5 separate regions of the Homo sapiens genome follow, and regions 2, 3, 4 and 5 are each linked to region 1. The links are chromatin contacts, found by Hi-C or POLR2A ChIA-PET in ENCODE. All regions are on one chromosome and are shown on one strand. The core of a region is the stretch at or near the end of the contact, and the rest is flanking DNA. Distances in the headings are between cores, read along the strand shown. Region 1 holds the start of RSBN1 (round spermatid basic protein 1). Region 2 holds the start of CTTNBP2NL (CTTNBP2 N-terminal like). Region 3 overlaps TSPAN2 (tetraspanin 2). Region 4 overlaps CAPZA1 (capping actin protein of muscle Z-line subunit alpha 1). Region 5 holds the start of MOV10 (Mov10 RNA helicase).

Region 1 (2,845 bases), core at 221-2,720:
TTTAAACATCATTTGTTCTTCAGTATTTTTCATTTGGAAGTCCAATAGGGCAAATTGAATGAAGTATTATTATCTGTCTCTTGTAGTACAATGTATCCAACAGACACTCAATAAACTTTTTGGTTGTTAAACTGACTTCATTGCAGTAGTGTTTAGGTAATACTTCTCCAGAAACTAGTGAAATCAAACCACAGTAATTTTATCTGCTGAGTATATATCATTGTAATCAATTACTTCCAAATGTCTTTATCAATAAACAAATATACTAAAAGAATTCTAGGTAACCATGAGTTACTTAGGGCACCATGAGTGCATCTGTAGACCCAGCTACTCATTCCTTGAGCCCAGGAGTTGGAGGCCAGCCTGGTCAACAGAGCGAGACCTTGTCTCTTTTTTTTAAGAGTCAGGGTCTAGATCTGTCACCCAGGCCAGAGTGCAGTGGTGCGACCACTCCTCCCACCTTAGCCTCACGAGTACCTGGGACTACAGGCGCGTGTCACGACACCCAGATAATTTAAAAAATACTTTTGTAGGGACAGAGGCTCACTATGTTACCAACGCTGATCTGGAACTCCTGGCCTCATGCAATCCTCCCGCCTCGGCCTCCCAAAGCTCTGGGATTACCGGCCTGAGACACCGAGCCCCGCCCCGCCCGTCTCTAAATAAATACTTAAAAGAACCCCAGGTAAAAGCTAAAGCGAGGATGAAATTCTAAATGAATTTCTGAGCAACAACTATCCGTAGTGAGCAGTGATGATTTTTGGTGTGTTCTCCGGTAGGCACACTTTTCAAATTTATGCAATCTTATCCTTAAGATTTGAAAAAAAAAAACTTATAAAAAATCTTAAACGTGGTTTTCCATCTACAATTTTTCGCAACTGTAGGGATATATTCAAAATAAATGCTGGACATTTCCAGGCATTAGAGGGGATGTGGCCGGATGGCGAGGAGGGGCCGTCCTCACCAGGACTCCAAGCAGTTCTCGCACCTGACTTCGTAGGCCTGTAGTTGTAACCATAGCAATGCCCCAGATGCTTGAAAACATTTCTGAATTGCGGCCCTATCATATTTTTACAGCAAAACCACCCTTATTTTACATATTACTAAATCCTCTTTTCACCTTCATTTCATCCCTCGTCAAAGTTAAAAGGATGAAGATTCTTTTATCTCACAAAGGTTATGAGAGAAATATTAAATTTAAAATCACTGTGGAGACCACCTCCTCCGTGTAAAATGAGGAAGGGTCACAGGAAGATGATAATGGGAACGCGCCGCCAGACTCTGAAAGCCATTAACATTGTTTCGGCCGTTAGGGCGGTTGGCGGCAACTCACCGCCCAGCGGCGGTTGCGTCGCAGCCAGAAGCGTGACTTCGCGCACGCTCCCTTTCCACTCCTCCACTCAGAGCCGGGGACGCGGCGGGGGCGCGGCGGAACTACAGCTCCCATGACGCTTTGCGCGGCATAGGGTGCTTTACAATAGAAGCTCGGTTGGAGAGGCCTGCGGAGAAAAGCTGGGAACGGCCGCTTCCGGCATGTTCATCTCTGGACGAAGAACGGCCGACAAGTGGAGGGCGGAGGAGAGACTCCAATGCCCAGCGGGCAGTGCGCGGGCGGCGCTTGCGCGATGCGCGGACGGGGGGGCGGTCGGGCCATTTAAATGTGTGTTTGTGGGTGAAATGGCTGCGCAGGTCGGAGCGGTGCGCGTAGTACGGGCGGTGGCGGCGCAGGAGGAGCCGGACAAAGAGGGGAAGGAGAAACCTCATGCTGGGGTCTCCCCGCGGGGAGTTAAACGGCAGCGCCGATCTAGCAGTGGGGGGTCTCAGGAGAAGCGGGGGCGGCCGAGCCAGGAGCCCCCTCTCGCTCCCCCTCACCGGCGGCGTCGCAGCCGCCAACATCCTGGGCCGCTGCCGCCAACGAATGCAGCCCCAACTGTCCCAGGCCCTGTTGAGCCTCTTCTCCTGCCGCCTCCGCCGCCACCTTCGCTGGCACCCGCCGGGCCCGCTGTCGCTGCCCCTCTCCCGGCCCCAAGCACCTCGGCCCTCTTCACCTTCTCGCCTCTGACGGTGAGCGCGGCCGGGCCCAAGCATAAGGGCCACAAGGAGCGGCACAAGCACCATCACCACCGCGGCCCCGATGGTGATCCCAGCTCCTGCGGAACCGATCTCAAGCACAAGGACAAGCAGGAAAACGGCGAGAGGACTGGAGGGGTGCCTCTGATCAAAGCCCCCAAGAGAGGTGAGAGCAGGCAAACTGCCCGGCTTGGGTTCTAGGTCTCTCTCAGTTCCGATATCCCGCATCTTTAGGACTGAAAGACGCCAAACCCCTGCTTACCTTCTGCTGCTGTACTTCTCTAAGCTCACTGGGGTGGACCCTGGATTTCAGATCGTTGACACGGTTTGATCTAACTACTTGAGGCTTCTCGCTCCGAGGCCGAGCTGTCAGTTGCTAATCCCTTTACCGGTCCCCCGGAGCCTCTCAGCATTTGTTTTCAAATTCTGCAAGGTTTCCGCGCCGCGTTAGATTAGTAGGTGGGGTACTAAAAAATGCCTTTCCAAAGAAAAGGCATGTTCCTAAAATCCCTTCTCCTTGTTTTGCTTGCTGGAGAGCTTTAGTTATCTGCTCTCCCTTGCTCCAGAATAGTCAGGGGTATGGTTCCAGTCTTTCAGGAGGGAATTCATATAAAGGTTACACGACTCACTGGTTGACTTAGCTTCTGCAAGGTAAAATATCAGACGCAGTTTATCTTGGTTCTTTTTAATCTAGAGGTAAAAATCATTTTAAAGTTTTCATATTAGCTATTTAAATTCTTAGAATAGGCATGTGGAAGGTTTTCTCTACCCTTTG
Region 2 (2,845 bases), core at 132-2,631, 1.4 Mb after region 1:
ACTAGAAGAGGCACTTTTTGGTAAACATGAATAGCTAGAATACCTTGCCTTTATTTACTCTTATCTCTGAGATTTAAAAATTGTTCTTACTTTTCATCCTCTAAATTTTGATAGATGATCGTAAAACCAATCAAAATATACATGAATGTTTCCTGGGGGCGGGGAGGACACTATAAAAAAGGGGTTAGAGAGTTACCAAAGGACATAGGACTAGATTAATCATAAACCTAGATGACTGACCCTGAATTTTCTTCAAACACTTCCTGTCTTTTGTTTCAACCTGCAGTATACCTTCAAGGTTAACTGCAGTCTCCCTGAGCAATGGACCAGCCCACCCTAGACTGGGATATACTCATTCCTAATCCACTGCTACTTATTTACTTATGTATACTGTTTCATTTGAAAACATGGTGTTATTCATTGACTGTCAAGCAACATATACTGCATTCCTGCCCACACAAAGCCAGCTCTGCAGATATCCAACACACCCACCTCACTGTGAAATATAAGATGGCTTTTCATCAAGTTCTCAGGGAGGAAATAGGGTGGAAAAGGAAAAATGAAACGCAATTCAAACCTAAGAAACCCTTAGAGGCTGGGTGCTCCCAGAAGGAACAGAAAGTAGAAGGAAGGTACAAAGGGTGAAGGAGAGGAGGTCCTAGTTCTCCCTCTTTCACAGTCCAAAACAGTCCCAAAACAGGAGAGCTCTCGACTCCTCACAAGAGGCCAGAGGATGCGAGGGGCTGCGGGAGGAAGACTGAGCATCAGAGAATGGGGGATGGGAAGAACTTAAGTGGGAGAAGCCGCTTCCTCCGTAAAGCTGGCTGTCTAGGTCGGTCTTTGATTTTTGCTTCGCCCCATCCCTCCTTTTTGGGAAACACCAATTTTATCTTACGGAGGAAAGCAGCTCCAGTCCCACCCTGGCGAGCAGGGACAGGTGTAGGGAGGGATGTTTGGCCTTCCGGGGGTACGAAATGGGGTTGGGGGCGGCAGCCTAGAGAATCGGTACCTGTGAGTCCTCTCCGCCAAGGCTGAGGTGCGGGGTGGGAGGTGCCTTTGAATGAGGGGTGTCAGAGGGAAGCCCCTTCTGAGGAGCTGGGAATCGACGAGGGACAAAAAGTAGCTGTGAGGACCCTCGGAGGATGAGGAGCCGCCTCCTCGGGGAATACCGGGAGGTGGAGGAGACGGCCCCGCCCCCTCAGGGGATGGGCCCAGAGGCCGTTGAGACGGCGGCGGGAGGCTACCGGTGCCCCTATCCTTGCTTTGCTCTTGAGAACCCGGCCTCCCAGCCATCACCAAGCCCCAGGGATAGTTGCTCCTACCTTTCCACGACGCTCCGGGCTCCGCTCCCCTCCGCCTCCACTCCCCATCCACAGCGGCTGAGGCTCCGCCCCCTCAGCCGCCCGGCGGGGGCATTGGCATTCACCAGCGCCAATCGCCTCCTTGCTTCTCCAGCCTCGGCCCCAATCCGCGCCGGCTGGAGGCGGGGCTTCTCCAAAGTCATTCAGGCTCCTCCCGGGGCCCCAAGATCCCTTTTGTTTGGGAAGAGCAAGGCCGGGATTGAGCTCGCGTCACTTCCGGGAGGAAGCGCCCTCCTGGGTCCTGGGCTTCAGGGTGGGCTCGCGCCCCTCCCGGCTCGGGGTCTGCAACTTTCCACCTCTGCGTGAAAAGTCTGGGCAGGACCGTGACTAGTGCTTCGTGCTTTTACCTGACTGTACGCGGAGTTTAGGAATGGAGGGCTCTGGTGGCCTAATCGATTGGGATTTTATCCAGAATGTTAATAAATGAAGTGGGCTTTGGTGTCTGCATTAGAATGAATTCGTTGTTGAAAAACCTGGCTTCCTTGCTCCCTTTTTTTTTTTCTTTTTTCTGGAAGCGCCTGTGGGCGTGGTGCTGGAAGCAAGGGTGCAAAGATGAAACACCTGGAGATCACCCTTCTCTCAACCACATTTTGTACAGAAGAGGATACTAACTTTGGGGGACATAAACCCAGCCGACCTGCCTTCCAGGCGGAAGTCAAATAATTGCAAATTTGTGTGGCAGGTTTTTCCACCCTATGCTTGCCAGCTGAGGCGACTTTTTTCTTTCCTTGGCCTCATTATATTGTGGGGAATGGTGTTTGCAGTGAAGTTGAAACAATGGAGAGTACAGAGGATGCAAGGAATGTCTGCCTTGTGAACACAGGAATGCAGATCTTGGTGGCAGCAAGTCTTAGGCAGGACCAAATAACTCAGAGAGGGGAGTGGATGTATAACTAGTTGTATCCCTACCTAAGGTCAAAGTTTCTGAATTCCTTTTCCACAGAATGGCTGTCAGCTCACAGATTGATGCAGCTGGTTACATTTACAATAACCACATTATTTAAAATACAATATAATAAATATTTGAGACGAATATTCATAATGCATAAATAATGTAGTACACTTAATACATTATCCCTAAACTTAGCAATTATAATTCGCAAGACAGCATTAGGGACCTAGTGCTTGCCTAGGCAGACAGTCCCCAAGGCAGATGCAGCCTGCCTCATGCAGTTTACAGTCTGACTGAGGGATGTGATCAGTTTGTGCGATTATAGTCTGAAAGAAGTAAACAAGTATTTATCATGTTATCACTGTGCCATGTACTTTCATTTAATGGTATTTGATGTCATTTTCAGTGCTGTATGAGAAATCTATCCTACAGTGTAGGATAGACATCATTGTGTCCAATTTACAGATGAGAAGATAGAGATTCAGAGAAGTCAAATAAAGTCATAGAGCTAGTAAATGGTAAAGAATTTCCAGTAAGGATGTATGACTCCATACTTATGCCATATTCTGCTCACTTCACACTGGCTCTCACA
Region 3 (2,845 bases), core at 163-2,662, 1.3 Mb before region 1:
AGTGTGGGATGGGAATTGGGGCTGCAGGCCAGGGCATCCTGCCTACAGCCATCTTGACTCTCAGACCTCCATTTGTAAAACAGAAATAATAGTCCTTGCTTACCTAACCACGTTGTTTTGAGAAGCCAATAAGATGATGGAAGTGAGAGCTTTGAAAACATTGCAACACAGTGAATGACTTTTTTTTTTCTTTTTCAACTTTCATTTTAGAATCAGGGGGTACATGGGCAGGTTTGTTACAAAGGTACATTGAGTGATGCCGAGATTGGGGGTATGACTGAACCTGTCACTGAGGTAATGAATATAGTATCCAATAGTTAGTTTTTCAACACCTGTGCCCCTCTAGTAGTCCCCAGTATCTATCATTCCCATCTTTATGTCCATGTGTACCCAATATTTAGCTCCTACTTATAAGTGAGAACATGCGGTATTTGATGTTCTGTTCCTGTGATAGTTTGCTTAGGATAATGGCCTCCAGCTGCATTCATGTTGCTGCAAAGGGCATGATTTTGTTCTTTTTTATGGCTGCATAGTATTCCATGGTGTATATGTACCACATTTTCTTTATCCTATCTACCATTGATGGGCACCTGGGTTGATTCCATACCTTTGCCGTTGTGAATAGTGCTGCAGTGAACATGTACCCTTTTGACAGAATGACTTATTTTCCTTTAGGTATTTACCCAGCAATGGGATTGCCGGGTCGAGTGGTAGTTCAACTCAGTTGTTTGAGTCATCTCCAAACTGCCTTCTGCAGTGGCTGTACTGATTTACATTCGCAACATTGTATAAAGTGTCCCCTTTACTCCCAGCCTTGCCAACATCTGTTATTTTTGACTTTTTAACAAAAGCCATTCTGACTGGTATGAGATGGTATCTCATTGTGGTTTTGATTTGCATTTCTCTGATGATTAGAGATGACGAGCATTATTTCATGTTTGTTGCTCGCTTGCATGTCTTCTTTGGAGAATTGTCTGTTTATGTCTTTTGCCCACTTTTTAATGGAGTTATTTGCCTTTTGCTTGTTGATTTGTTTAAGTTCCTTACAGATTCTGGATATTAGACCTTTGGTGAAAGACATTTTTAAAACAATAAAGTGTTGAGGTAGTGGGGCCAACAACACTATTATTTTTAATATGATATCATTTCTCACATTACCACATCCATTCCCTCATGAAATTATTCTTTTAGAGAAAAGGGAAAGGGAGGAGGTGGTAGAGCTAGAACAGCAGGAAATAAATACCCACCTCAGGACTGCAGAGCAGCAAGGCCTCAGGGCCCTGAAAAGAACGCTGAGGCCAGGTCCGGGTGGGGCAGGAAGCAGAGCAGCCTCGCCTGTGGCTCCTACTAGGTCTGTAAACTGCCAGATCTGCCCGCAAACCACCATCAGCAACCCAGAGGCGCCCCAGGAAGCACCCTGAATGCCAGGCCCAGGGGTTCCCCACAGAGGCGGGGCACCAGCCCCCACCCTCCCTATTAATGGGAGTGGTTTCCAGGTGACTCATATGAGTAAAATGCAAAAAATGAAATAGAGACCATTAACATGATTCCAAGTAAGACAAGTGCCAAGTCCCATATTGTATTCTAACTTATCTCAGGATCAGAGAAGGAAATACAAAAAGGCTTGGCTTTAGTTCTCTCAGAACCAGAGCATTTCTGTCCTTTTCTTTCTCTGTAAGAACTGTACGTGGGGCTTGCCTAAGCAGTAAGTGAAATCCCCACCTGAATGATGGCTGCCTCCATCACTAGAGATGCAAGACAGAGTCGGAGTGTTGGGCAGGCTTTTGAGGCTCATGGCTATTTTTCTCCCGGCTCTGCCAAACACCAGCTCTATGACCTTAAGCAAATCGCTTTACCTTTTGGGGCCCAGTTCCTCCGTGTCAAACATGGCAGTAAGAATAGCACCTCCTTTTGGTACTATTAGAATGCTCTGCAGTGCCCAGAGTCTTAAGCCTAGTTGGTCGTGGAGGCACTCGGTTGGCTCTCAGTGGTCTCCTCTGACCTCTTCCCCACAGGGCTGTATGTTCTGGTTGGAGCCGGGGCCCTGATGATGGCCGTGGGGTTCTTCGGGTGCTGCGGAGCCATGCGGGAGTCGCAATGTGTGCTTGGATCAGTAAGTGGGGCGAGGGGGTAAATGGTGGGGTGGGGGTGAGGGAGCGGCCTGCATCTGAAGGGAGTCAGTGCCTCTGGCCCCTGGCTCCAGCTCCTCCGTGGACTCTCTGAGCCCTTGGCATGCACTTTTCCTCCCTCAGTCTTGGTTTCTCCATCTCTTATATATGAATAATACTAACTAGGGCCGGGTGCCATGACTCACGCCTGTAATCCCAGCACTTTGGGAGGCTGAGGCAGGAGGATCTCTGGAGCCCAGGAGTTTAAGACTAGCTTGGGCAACACAGGGAGACCTAGTCTCTACCGGGTGTGATGGCACACACCTGTGGTCCCAGCTACTCAGGAGGCTGAGGCAGGAGGATCACTTAAGACCAGGAGTTGGGAGGCTGCAGTGAGCCATGACTGTACCACTGCACTCCAACCTGGGCGACAGAGCAAAACCTTGTCTTGAAAAAAGAAAAAAGAAAAAAAATATTATCTTTGTTCCTGCCTTATATGGGAAGTGTGAAAAGAAATGACGTCATTGGTGTAAAGATGTTTTGGGAGTAAAAGTACTTAGTAATTGTAAGGGGTGACTATGATTGTTCTTTAAAAAAAAATATTTCACAGTGGGTGAGGCAGCTAAAAGGTTTCTATAGCCAGGGAAGTGCTGTTATCTACAAGGAAAACATTTATGTTTGAGATCAATAACTTAACCAAAATCCCTCTTGTGGCTTATTTTAACAAGCAACCTCTG
Region 4 (2,845 bases), core at 185-2,684, 1.2 Mb after region 1:
CTGTCCTTTTAGACTGTTTTAACCAAGAATTGAGTCAAAGCTATGCTTGTGAAAGATGCAGTTGTTACAAAGTTGAGAAGAATAGATAAAATGATAAATAAGTTTAAAAGTTAACATTTTATCCAACTTCAAAACTGGGTCAAAGCTAAGATGAAATTAATAGAGCAAAAGGGGAGAGGGAAATGACTAAGCAGTTAGTGACTGAAAAAATATCTTTGCTACAATACAGATGAGGGATGACATTTTCATTAACAGTGATTTAGTCAATCATTCTCAAGGGTGGGAGAGTGAAAGAAAGAAGGCAGTTATCTCCCATAAAGGGGAGGTATGTCAGCTCCTCTAACTTGAGAATCACTAATATGAAGGTTTTAGTTGAACAAAAACTGAACTGCTGCTTAAAAAAAAAAGCCTTTAAAAAACTGTCCCTATTTCATAAAGTAACAGTTTCACTACACACTGTATTCATCAGATAGTATCTACACTAAACGGTGTAACTCCTTGAATATTTTAAAGGGAGACTATCCGAGGCTTTTACATAATTTCCTCTTTCATATATTTAAATATTACAATAAAATTACTAGCATAAAATTAATTATATTTTGTTCCTAACCTAAAAAGGGGGGATTTAAAATATATAACCAACAAAAGATAAGATTTCCTAAATTTCAATTTCTTCCCATTCGTCTTATTCTCTTACCTCTAAAAGGGGGAAATAATAATAAACCAATCCTTGCAAGATTCAAAATTTCATTTTCACATTACTAGTATCTGTACTGAAAGTTTAAAAATCAGTCGCACTGAAAAGTCCTAAGTTTCATTTTCCCTAGAAGTGGCTTAATTTTCTTAGATTTTCATATACCATATTTTAGCAAGAATCTTAAGAAAATGTCCTAAGGAATTTATAAAACTGTAGCTTATTAGATAATCTTTTAATAACAGACCCCACACATTTCATCAACATTGCACCTATTCATAACTAGCTTTTATTTTTTATTTTTTTCTAGAAAGAGTCTCGCTCTGTCACCGAGGCTGGAGTGCAGTGGCGCGATCTCAGCTCACTGCAACCTCCGCCTCCCGGGTTCAAGCAATTCTCCTGCCCCAGCCTCCTGAGTAGCTGGGACTACAGGCGCCTGCCACCACGCCTGGCTAATTTTTGCATTTTTAGTAGAGGTGGGGTTTCACCGTGTGACCAGGCTGGTCTCGAACTCCTGACCTCATGATCTGCCTGCCTCAGCCTCCTAAAGTGCTGGGATTACAGGCGTGAGCCACTAAGCCCAGCCATCACTAGCTTTTAAAATTATTTCCTTGGGCCGGGCACGGTGGCTCACACCTATAATCCCAGCACTTTCAGATGCCGAGGCAGGTCAGGAGTTCAAGACCAGCTGGCTAACAGGGGGAAACCCTGTCTCTGCTAAAAATGCAAAAATTAGCTGGGTGTTGTAATCCCAGCTACTCGTCTCAAAAAAAAAAAAAAAAGTCCTTGACAAACACATACAAACGAACTTTAAGTTAAATATTTAACAACTGCAACTCTTTGTGGGCACTGGTGGATAATTCTAGACAGAAAAGGGAGAATTCTTTCGCTAGATAATATCCACATTCCACTTATCAGCAAAGGCCTGGTCAGTTTATACCACCCCAGTTTTGTATACTTTAGGAGCCAAATCTCTGCCAGCATGTCTCCCTGGTCAATAAAAATCTTTACCTCCTTCATTAGTCTACTGAATGTATTAAAGATTTCACCTCTTGGCCTTGACTCATACTCTCCTTGAAAGTTGTGCCTTTCTCCCTATCTTGGTCTGTCTAAATCCTTCCCATTTTTTAAGGTTGGGTTCTTCCAACCCAACCGTAAAAAGTGTTCAAAGTGTATTTGAATGCTTATCATAGCACCTAAAATATAACTGCTACTGATAATTAGTTCTATAGATACTAGTCTGCCTCCAAAGACTCAAGTTTTTTTGGGAGGGAAACTGCCTTGCTTTCCTCTTCTATATATTACAGGGTCTAGCAAATTAAATTACACATGGCAGGCAATGAGTAAATATTTACAAAATCCTTTTTGAATAAGAAGATGTAAAGGAAATGTTCTCAGTTTTAAAGATTATTATGAGGTACTATGGCAAAATGGAAAAATATAGGCTCTGGATTGGACAGACCCAGTTTTGAATTTCAGTCACTTAAAAATCTCTTTGAACCACATCCTCTCCCTAAAGTGGGATAGTATGTACTCCTTAAAAATTGTTGGGAGTTGTTACAGCTCTTTTAGAATTTGTGTAGCAGGTTTTCTGGTTTTCACCAGAAACCAACCTACCCAATATTAAATTTAAAAAAATTGTTGTAAAGATTAAATGAGACAATATATGGTCAAATCTTTAGCAGAATACTTAAAATATAACAGGAGAGGCTCAATAAATGTCAGCTACTGTTATCTTAACTGGTCACAGCAGGATAACTCTTACTTTAAATTATAAACTGAGCAAACCCTTCAAATTACTATCAAATTACTACTTCAAAGAAAATAATCCTCTTGTTCTAGAAATCCTTTGGGTCCTAGCCACTTTATATTCTCTATCATTGCCATCATAATAATCCCCACCAATAACTACACAACTTTTTACTGACCAAAAAAGCTTTATGAAAATGTCTGTTCCAATTTCCCTTTGAAGTAATAACACATATTTCAAAGTTTTTAAAGTTTTCCAAATAGGGTATACTTAAAGAAAGTATAATAGTAGTAAACTATGCCTCCGTAAATATTTATTTTACTTATTTTCACTCTAACCCATTCCAAAAGTATTCAAGAATAAATAGTTGCATTTATTTTTCCTGAAAGAGATATGTACAG
Region 5 (2,845 bases), core at 207-2,706, 1.1 Mb after region 1:
CTGTTAATATCCCTCTCCAAATGTGATAACCATTAGTGAAAACGATATTCCAGACACGATTTCACCAATATGGAGAGTCTCTACCCTTTTCCCCCACCCCAAATCACACTTCTGTTAGCTCAATCTTAGACTTCAGCTGTTTTAGCAGCCATATCTCACCCATACTGGCCCTCTGGTCTGCTAAAACCCAAGGTCTTTTTCGGGAGGTCTGTTATTAAGCCCAGATTCCCACTACCTTATGTTTATTTGTACAAGTCTTTACGTTTACCCTTGTTAAACTGCTTCTTGGTTTTCCACGCAAGGCAGCAGCCTGTTGATAAACGTGTTTTTGAAGCACAATTCTGTGGTGTGACAGAAGACTCTTTGATTTTCACTTGGGTGGTAGCAGGAAAAGGAGACCAAAGAGCCTTCAGCCACAGGGTGAAAGGGAGCCTCCAGAAGGCTGGCTCTGCCCCTGGGTCTCCATGGAGAAGCCACAGGTGCTAATGGAGGTTTGGTACGCACGTAGTTTGTGCCCTTTTCTTCTTTCCAGAGCTTCCTGAGCTTCTCCCTTCTACCCTGGGCCTCTTCAGTTCTCCCAGATAGCGGACCCCCGAGGCAGCAGCGCCTCAACAAGGTGGCAGAGGTCCCTGTAAAGCCCGCGCTCGGGCTCGCAGCCCCCAACAGGCAGCCTCTAACCCGCGCTCCCGCGATGCCTGGGCCCCCTCTGGAGGCTCCCCTCCCCCACCGCGAGCGCTGTCCCTCAGCCCCCGCGAGCGGCGCATGGACGCGGGACGCAGCTCCCGGCCCCGGGTTCCGGCCTCCGGGGGCGCGGGCAGCGCGGGAGGCTCTCCGCGGCGACTTGGCGCAGGGGCCCAGCTCGGGCAGAACTGGCGGGCTCCGGGCGGCGCTGGTGGGGCGTGGGCGAGGCGCGGGAGGGGAGGTCTGCGCCGCCCCGGGACTGGCCTGAGCCGCTGGGGGAGCTGCGTCCCTCTGCGCCCCGGGGCGGGAAAGGTGGCCCTCGCGCGGGGGTCGTGGCAGCAAGCTGGGCCCGCGATTCGGGGCCGGGAGTGGGCCGGCCCGTACCTGATCTTGAAGTCGCGGTTATAAATGGTCCGCAGCCGCTCGCGATCTGTCTCCATGTCCAGTCCCCGAACGACCAGGAAACTCTCGAAACACTGGCCCGCCTCCCGGAGCTGCCGGCAGCTGAACTTACTGGGCATCGCGGCGGCGGCTGCGGCCCAGGCAGGAGGGTCCGTGGAAATGAAACTGAAAGTCGCCGCTGCAGCTGGAAGTTGGCGGCCCTGAGATGAGGGTGCAGCAGGAGGGAAGCCCCCTAACTCTGACCCCTGATCCTGCGGGCTCCCTTCTCCCCACCAGGCTTCCCTCCTCCGTTCTTTTCTTACCTGAGCTTTCCCTTCGGTTTCTTCGTCCTATCCCCTCCCCCTCTTCGCATTAACTCTTTCCTAAAGCGTCTGACCCCTCCCTCAGGGCCCTCCCCTTACCCCAAGCTCCCTCCCCTGGCTTCTAGCCAGTATCAGAACGTGGCTACCGCTTGGGGCCCTCTGAACAGCCCGGGAGGACCTCCGAGCCTCAGCCAGGGCTACCCTCACGCCCACCCTCCAGAGCCTCGGGACTCAGTGAAAAGCAGGAGAGCAAAGGGCAGGGCTGGGATCTAGGTCGGCTGCGGCCGGAATGGGGAAGCTCATCCAGCGCCTCCCCCAGCCTTCCAGGGACGTAAACTCGGGGCGACACGCCCCCTCCCCCATTTTCCCTTCTCGGGCTTTCAGACGCACGTAGTTGGCATAAGGGTCAAAGAAGTTTGGGGAAAAGAACCCAGTGTCTCTGAGATAAAGGTGTGTACGTGTGGGAGGGAGGGACAAGGGGCTCTGCCAGGATACACAGTAATTGCTTTTCTCTGCCACATCGGCTTATGTGGAAAGGCTGGTGACCGACCCTTACCCCTGAGCCACATATTTGGGCGCTTCGTTGCATTCCAGTCTGTATTGCTCTTTAATTTTTACTGGTATATAAGGTGGACCCTTATATTCATCAAAATACTAGCATCTTGAGCGTAAGGGACTGTTGTGTTAGGCAATAATAAGTGGTTAATAGTGACAGCATCAGTACCAAGAAGAGAACTAAAAGGGCAGTGTGCTTCAGAAGACTGTATAGACAAATTTAAGGGGGTGGGGCTACAATAACAAACCTTTGTATCTATTTTTTTCCCGCAGAATGAAATGACACACACACTAGAATGGGACAAGCTAAGTTACACTACAAAGTTTTAAATCAAATACATCACTTTCAAATAAATCAAAGCTAGTGTTGTTCTCCATAGTAGCTACCAGCAGGAGGCCACACACTCAATCTACGGAATTGAAGAAAGTCCAGAACCCAGGTCATACTCCAGCTGGGCTACCCGGTACCTTCTCTCAGGCCAACAACCAAATGAAGCCAGGAATAACAGGCTTTAGCAACAGGAAATGCAATGTCAGTGGGAACCAAAGCTACGGGGATGGGTAAAATAGGGCAGAGGAAAACATCTTACAAACTTATTATGCAAAGTAGAAGAAAAAACTAGAAAAGCAGCCAAAGATTTTACCTTTTTTCTCCCTCAATGTCCTGATGAGGTTCCAGAAGAATAGAGAGGGTGAACTCTTAAAAATTGCCTTGTTACTTACCATCTCAAAAACGTACCATCAACCGTACTCAAACTGAATGTCTGGCTCCATTCTGACCAGCAAATCTAAATCCCTATTATTCTTGGATACAATCTCCCTTCTTCTCTGGTCAGGTTTATGTCTTGGATGTTCTCAAAACGTACACAAAAGTCTGCAGTATAGTAAAACCTTGGGTAAAAAGT

The links. Hi-C counts contacts between places; a loop is a spot of excess contacts on that map. ChIA-PET counts read pairs that join two places held with the same protein, here RNA polymerase II (POLR2A). Pooled maps may share reads with other maps.
Region 2: a loop to region 1 is called in a pooled map, with 17 times the contacts of the local background. The contact joins the promoter of CTTNBP2NL here to the promoter of RSBN1 in region 1. A Hi-C loop is called at or near these places in 1 of 37 single-sample maps with no recorded cell type and 10 of 50 pooled maps. POLR2A ChIA-PET finds 5 or more read pairs at or near these places in 1 of 52 experiments (PC-9).
Region 3: a loop to region 1 is called in a map of CD8-positive, alpha-beta T cell, with 29 times the contacts of the local background. The contact joins the enhancer-like site here to the promoter of RSBN1 in region 1. A Hi-C loop is called at or near these places in 2 of 168 maps with a recorded cell type or tissue (CD8-positive, alpha-beta T cell and naive thymus-derived CD4-positive, alpha-beta T cell) and 5 of 50 pooled maps.
Region 4: a loop to region 1 is called in a pooled map, with 2.9 times the contacts of the local background. The contact joins the enhancer-like site here to the promoter of RSBN1 in region 1. A Hi-C loop is called at or near these places in 2 of 168 maps with a recorded cell type or tissue (CD4-positive, alpha-beta memory T cell and naive thymus-derived CD4-positive, alpha-beta T cell) and 2 of 50 pooled maps. POLR2A ChIA-PET finds 5 or more read pairs at or near these places in 1 of 52 experiments (naive thymus-derived CD4-positive, alpha-beta T cell).
Region 5: a pooled map shows a loop between it and region 1 (5-fold over the local background). The contact joins the promoter of MOV10 here to the promoter of RSBN1 in region 1. A Hi-C loop is called at or near these places in 6 of 50 pooled maps. POLR2A ChIA-PET finds 5 or more read pairs at or near these places in 2 of 52 experiments (CD8-positive, alpha-beta memory T cell and OCI-LY7).

The regions. Positions count from the first base shown.
Region 1 is chr1:113,811,101-113,813,945 of GRCh38, reverse strand. RSBN1 (round spermatid basic protein 1) reads left to right here and starts at 1,470. Exons shown (of 7, transcript NM_018364.5): 1 at 1,470-2,236. The coding sequence starts at 1,534. AP4B1-AS1 (AP4B1 antisense RNA 1) reads right to left here and starts at 1,334. Exons shown (of 5, transcript NR_125965.1): 1 at 1,121-1,334. It overlaps PTPN22 (protein tyrosine phosphatase non-receptor type 22), which reads left to right. Exons shown (of 21, transcript NM_015967.8): 21 at 1-135. RefSeq lists enhancers at 1,070-1,599, 1,336-1,725, 1,600-2,129, 2,106-2,195, 2,346-2,405 and 1 more.
Region 2 is chr1:112,394,750-112,397,594 of GRCh38, reverse strand. It overlaps CTTNBP2NL (CTTNBP2 N-terminal like), which reads right to left and starts at 1,381. Exons shown (of 6, transcript NM_018704.3): 1 at 1,323-1,381. RefSeq lists a silencer at 1,134-1,183.
Region 3 is chr1:115,061,403-115,064,247 of GRCh38, reverse strand. TSPAN2 (tetraspanin 2) reads left to right here. Exons shown (of 8, transcript NM_005725.6): 3 at 2,016-2,113. Among named protein-coding and RNA genes, the nearest start is that of TSPAN2, 27 kb to the left of the region's middle. RefSeq lists an enhancer at 1,393-1,916. Within about 2 kb of position 1,412, at least 24 of the 41 ENCODE cell types and tissues checked have a DNase peak (open chromatin) inside an H3K27ac peak, as active enhancers do; they include CD8-positive, alpha-beta T cell, where a contact is called at or near this core.
Region 4 is chr1:112,634,185-112,637,029 of GRCh38, reverse strand. The region is part of intron 1 of CAPZA1 (capping actin protein of muscle Z-line subunit alpha 1); the gene reads right to left. It also overlaps the pseudogene RNU7-70P. Among named protein-coding and RNA genes, the nearest start is that of CAPZA1, 16 kb to the right of the region's middle. RefSeq lists a silencer at 1,127-1,226. Within about 2 kb of position 1,434, at least 4 of the 41 ENCODE cell types and tissues checked have a DNase peak (open chromatin) inside an H3K27ac peak, as active enhancers do.
Region 5 is chr1:112,673,270-112,676,114 of GRCh38, reverse strand. It overlaps MOV10 (Mov10 RNA helicase), which reads right to left and starts at 1,456. Exons shown (of 21, transcript NM_001321324.2): 1 at 1,386-1,456; 2 at 1,066-1,267. The coding sequence starts at 1,202. RefSeq lists a silencer at 656-1,055.